2 separate regions of the Homo sapiens genome follow, and region 1 is linked to region 2. Evidence: chromatin loops called from intact Hi-C (ENCODE). Cell type or tissue: gastrocnemius medialis. All regions are shown on one strand.

Region 1 (2,500 bases), 260 kb before region 2:
TTGCAACATAAATCTGCTCAAGGGTGATCTACATTCCTTAAAATTTAGATTCTTATTCTTTACTTTTATCGTACGTAGCATTATTTGAACTTTGTATGCCATATCTTCCTTAATACAGTACATCATTCTTGCGAGCATTCCAGGCCCACAAAGAAGAAAACTGGTAAGTGTGAACAGAAACAGCTGAATTAGCAAATGGCAATTTTTTTAGCAGAATCTTTTTACAAATTTGCTTTAAATAAATGTGTATTGTATTTTCCATGTGGATATTTGGTAATCAGTGTGTTGACATATGGTAATATCTACACAGATGAGTGGAGTCACAAATCTAGTAAACTGAAATGGTAGATCAGCCACATTGTTTGCAGTGTGTCTATGTCAATATAGTATTATTTTTATTTCAGATGTCCATTTCCCTAGATATTTATTAAATACTGTTTTTTCCTTCAGTTGTCAATTTTGAACTTTTGGTTTTAAACCTTAGATAAAAGAGGTAGACCAACTACGGTTCATTTGGGGTGTTCTAATACATAATAATGGTGGTATTTTTAAATGCCTTGCCAAACTAAATTTTATGATTTATTAACAAACTATAGGTTAATACTGAAATTTGTTTATACTGAAATAACCAAAGGCCTTTTGCAAACAAACCCGCCCTTTTATCTTTTTTTTTTTTTGAGAAGGAGTCTTGCTCAGTCGCCGAGGCTGGAGTGCAGTGGCGCAGTCTTGGCTCACTGCAGCCTCTGCCTCCCGCCACCCTTTTATCTTTTAACGTGAAAACTTGCACATGAAAACAGTCCAGTTTTGCCAGTTGGCTGTAAAAGTTGTTTTGTGACATTTTGTGTATTACATATTCTGGTTCCTGTTAGGAAATCTGATCAAACCACTTCTTTTTTAGTGGTGCTGTTTGGATACTGGTGGGAAGCTGAGGGGAGGAGGATATCCTGGGAGCCCAGAACTGAAGCAGGGCTGAGGTCTCTGACAGGGTTGGGGACAGGGGTGTGGAGCACCGCATTGTGGGGCCCCAGGATGATCAGGAAGTCTGAGGCCTGCAGCCTGCCTGGACAGAAGGTGAGGAAGCAGACAACTGTCAGAGTTTTGGATAAGTGCGGACTCCATTCTGGATAGTAGCCCTGGGTGTCCGTGTTCTTCCCACCTCTGGGGATGGAATCTTGGCCCACGTAGCCCCTCACACTTGTTTACTTTTTTGCCCTGCAGGGCTCTGCCTGTCATGTATGCAGTAGCGCTTGACCTTCGAGTGTTTGCCAATAATGTAAGTTTAATTTGCTGTCATTATTATTTTAAAACTAAAACTTGGTGACTATCTGTTGTTTAATTTCATGTCATTCTTCCCAGAAGTTTTGAGGAGCAAATTGGAGTTGAGATGTGTCTGGTATAGGGAGCAAAAGAAAGATATTGACTATTCTTTCTGGGTTAACACCAACAGATTTATATAAACATTTGCTCAGATTTCCACACTGTTCATATAGAGGGAGAGGTTCCATTTTGTGGTTAACCATTTATGGTATGTGTTATTTTTATGAAGTGAGTGGAACAACAACAAATGAGCTTATTCTGCATCTCTTCTACCTTTAAGATGTGGCCTGCTCCCCCACCAAAAAGAATTCAGCTTCATATAGATTTGGGCAGTAGGAGGGGGCTTCCCTGGGGTGAAGGGAGATCCTGGGTTTTATGGAGGCGACGTCCCCATGGGGACCCACGGAAGTCCCCATTATGGAGCAGCATTTGTCAACCTTTTGGTTTTAGGACGACCCCTTTACAGTTTTAGAAATGATTGTTGACTTCAGTTCCAGTCAGGATGCAATGGATTTCACCCTATTGTGCCTGCTAGAAACAGTTAAAACCCTGGGAGTTGTCAGGCCGGCATGGCTATGGGAGGTGGAGAGAAGAGGGGGATGGGGCTCAGAGTCACGTGTAGGGAGTCTCCAGGTTTCCTTTTTGTCTCCTGTCTGTCCTGGACTGGGCGCGTTAGAAACCTGAAGCCTTTCACCATCAGGCAGAGACAAAAAGCCCCAAGGAAACCAGGAGGCTGGGAAGACAGTCCAATCCAGCAAGACAGAACTCTGACCGTCACTGCCTCACTCCAGTGCCAGGCGCAAAGAAGTCAGCAGGTCCGTCCCACCCCATCTGCAAAGTGGTGCGGACTGGGGGTGGCCCAGGACCTCCACCCTGGGCTAGCAGTAATGAGGAGCTAGTCCCCCTCCCCACCAGGTGGATGTCAGAGGCTAAGCAGGGGACCTAGACCTCCCCGACTCAGTGGCTAAGGGGATGCACCTGTTTCTCTGCTTGCATGGTGAGGCCTGCTAAACAAGATAAATAAAGTCCATAGTCTCGTCAGGTAGTGCCTCAAATGTCCGGGATCTAATCGACACTGATTACCAGGAAAATCTCAACTTTCAGAGATTTCAAATGAGAAAAAACATTCAGCAGAAGACACCAAGGCTGAGATTGTACAAATGTTGGAATTATGTGACAAGAG
Region 2 (2,500 bases):
CCCCTGCGGGGCCAGCGCCCGGACCTCCAGGAGGCTGTGGGTCTCCCAGAAGGCTGTCGGCCCAGCACTCCTGCTCCTCAGCTTGTGGTTAAGTTCGTTTCTTTCTTTTCTCCTTCCTTCCTTCATGTTTATTTATTTATTTATTTATTTATTTTGAGATGGAGCCTTGCTCTGTCACCCAGGTTGGGGGGCAGTGGCACAATCTTGCCTCACTAAAATCTCCACCTCCTGCGTTCAAGCAATTCTCCTGTCTCAGCCTCCTGGGTAGCTGGGATTACAGGTGTGTGTCACCACACCAGGCTAATTTTTGTATTTTTAGTAGAGACGGGGTTTCACCATGTTGGCCAGGCTGGTCTTCAACTCCTGACCTCAGATGATCCACCCGCGTTGACCTCCCAAAGTGCTGGGATTACAGGTGCCAGCCACCGCACCCAGCCAAAGTCGTTTATTTCTCTTTTGCTAAAATACAGATACCTATGAGGGGCCACACAGGCCCACTGACGGTACTGAGATGCTTCTTTTTTAAGTAACTTTGTTTAGCTTTGTTTAGAACAGCTTTAGATTTACAGCAAAACTGACATAGAACAGGGCTCCCACACACCCCTCCCCCAGTGTCCTCCAATATTCATATCTTAAGCTTATGGTGCCTTTGTTGCAATTAATGAGCCAATATTGGTACATTATTATTAACTATGCACAGTTTATTCAGGTTTCCACAGTTTTTGCCTAATATATTCTTCTGTTCTAGGATTCAGTCATCCTGTCTCCTTCAGCTCCTCTTGGCTGTGACAGCTTCTCAGAGCTCCCTTATTTTTGATGACTTTGACAGTTTTGAGGGCTACTGGTCAGGTATACTGGAAGCCTCTGTTGGAACTCTGACGTCCTTCTCATGATTGGAGTGGGGAGGATGTGCTTGGGGAGGAGGACTACAGAGGTAAAGTGCCATCCCGGTCACGCCTTACCCAGGGCACGAGTCTACACGCCTGGTCGCCATCGGTGCTGACCTCGATTGCCTGGCTCAGGTCGTCAGGTCCTCTGCTGGGAAGTTACTCTTTCTCCCTCTTTTCGTCTTGAACTCTTCGGAACCACATAGCTGCGCACATCCCACACTCAGGAAGTAGGGTTCTGAGCTCCCCTCGTGACAACAACTCATCTACATGAAGGATGGGGAATTCTTCTGCAAGGGAGACTTATCTCTTGTCTCCAGTCATGTATTAATATCTATTCAATCATTTACGTCAGTGTGGACCCACGCTTCTTCATCTTGTTCTTGGGGTTATAATACAACGCGACTTGACTTTGCTGCTCAAATTGTTCTGCTTTGGTCATGGGGAGTGTTCGGTGGTTCCTGCGTCCCTCTGGCCTGCCCCCATCCACGTGGGTTTGGGTTTTGTTTTGTTTGTTTTGTTCCTCCCTTTCTGTCACTGTAAGATGATCCAGTCTCATCTTGCATACTTCCTGCCTCCATCCTGGAATCTGCGGTTTCTCTAAGAAGCCCAGTTGCTTTTACTGAAGAATGGAATTAGAAACCAAGATCTGGCCACTGGGGACGCTCGTGGACACTGGCTGCTGCTGCTTCCAGGCCCTCTCAGCTGTCAAGGTGAGGAGAGGCAGGCGTGTGCTATGGGATGTGCACAGTATTTCTGTATGTCGCCACCTGTATCTGCACTAAGCTAAGCGTCAGTTCACACTGACGCCGCACACCTGCTCTGTTACAACACGGGTGTAGCCTCTCCTGGAACAGTGAGAAAGCAGCTCCCATCCGCAGACAGCTGCTCACCTAATCGCTCAGTTTCAGCTTCCGGCAGAGCAGCGTCAGCACTGCCGACCTGTATCTACGGGAAACGACGTAATTAAGTGGAGCCTGGGGCGTTTGTGTGGCTTCTTTTGCCTCTAGTCTCACAGACCCCACTCCTGCCCAGAGTCACGCAGGTCAGCACCCTGTTCCTCTTCTTCCGTGAGGCGGTTTCATGCATCTTCAGCACAGGTTGGCTCTCTGCCTCCTGTGCAGGCAGGAGAAAGGGATGTGGAAACACAGAGTGCCACTCCCTCCCCACTGGGAGGCCCCAGAAGACACAGCCAGGACTCTGAACCTCTGTTTGTCATCTGCACGCTGAACCGCTCAGGTGAGAGGCGCGTCCTGGCTCTAACACGCTCCAGTAAAGCTGGCTTGTGTCTCCTGGTTCCTGCATTCCTTCCGGGGACCCCTCTGACCTCCGAAATGATTTTTACTATTTATTTATTTATTTGAGACGGAGTCTCACTCTGTCACCCAGGCTGGAGTGCAATGGCGTGATCTTGGCTCACTCCAACCCCTGCCTCCTGGGTTCAAGCAATTCTCTTGCCTCAGCCTCCTGAGTAGCTGGGATTACAGGCACGCTCCACCATGCCTGGCTAATTTTTGTATTTTTAGTAGAGATGGGGCTTCACCATGTTGGCCAGGCTGGTCTCGAACTCCTGACCTCAAGTGATCTGCCCTCCTCAGCCTCCCACAGTGCTG

The links. Peaks named below come from ENCODE experiments on the same cell type or tissue, not always from the same donor. Only the 100,000 strongest peaks of a DNase experiment are listed, where the experiment ranks them.
Region 1: it touches region 2 in a loop (5-fold over the local background); 13 of 110 quality-filtered maps call a loop at or near these places.

Annotation. Positions count from the first base shown.
Region 1 is chr13:113,193,844-113,196,343 of GRCh38, reverse strand. PCID2 (PCI domain containing 2) reads left to right here. Exons shown (of 14, transcript NM_001127202.4): 5 at 122-163; 6 at 1,219-1,273. Among named protein-coding and RNA genes, the nearest start is that of PCID2, 14 kb to the left of the region's middle. In gastrocnemius medialis, no CTCF peak of the experiment used is centred here; no DNase peak of the experiment used is centred here.
Region 2 is chr13:112,930,686-112,933,185 of GRCh38, reverse strand. It overlaps LOC124903214 (a long non-coding RNA gene), which reads left to right and starts at 1,834. Exons shown (of 2, transcript XR_007063877.1): 1 at 1,834-2,126. It also overlaps a transcript of MCF2L not described here. In gastrocnemius medialis, a CTCF peak has its summit at 1,556; no DNase peak of the experiment used is centred here; H3K27me3 peaks cover 116 bases.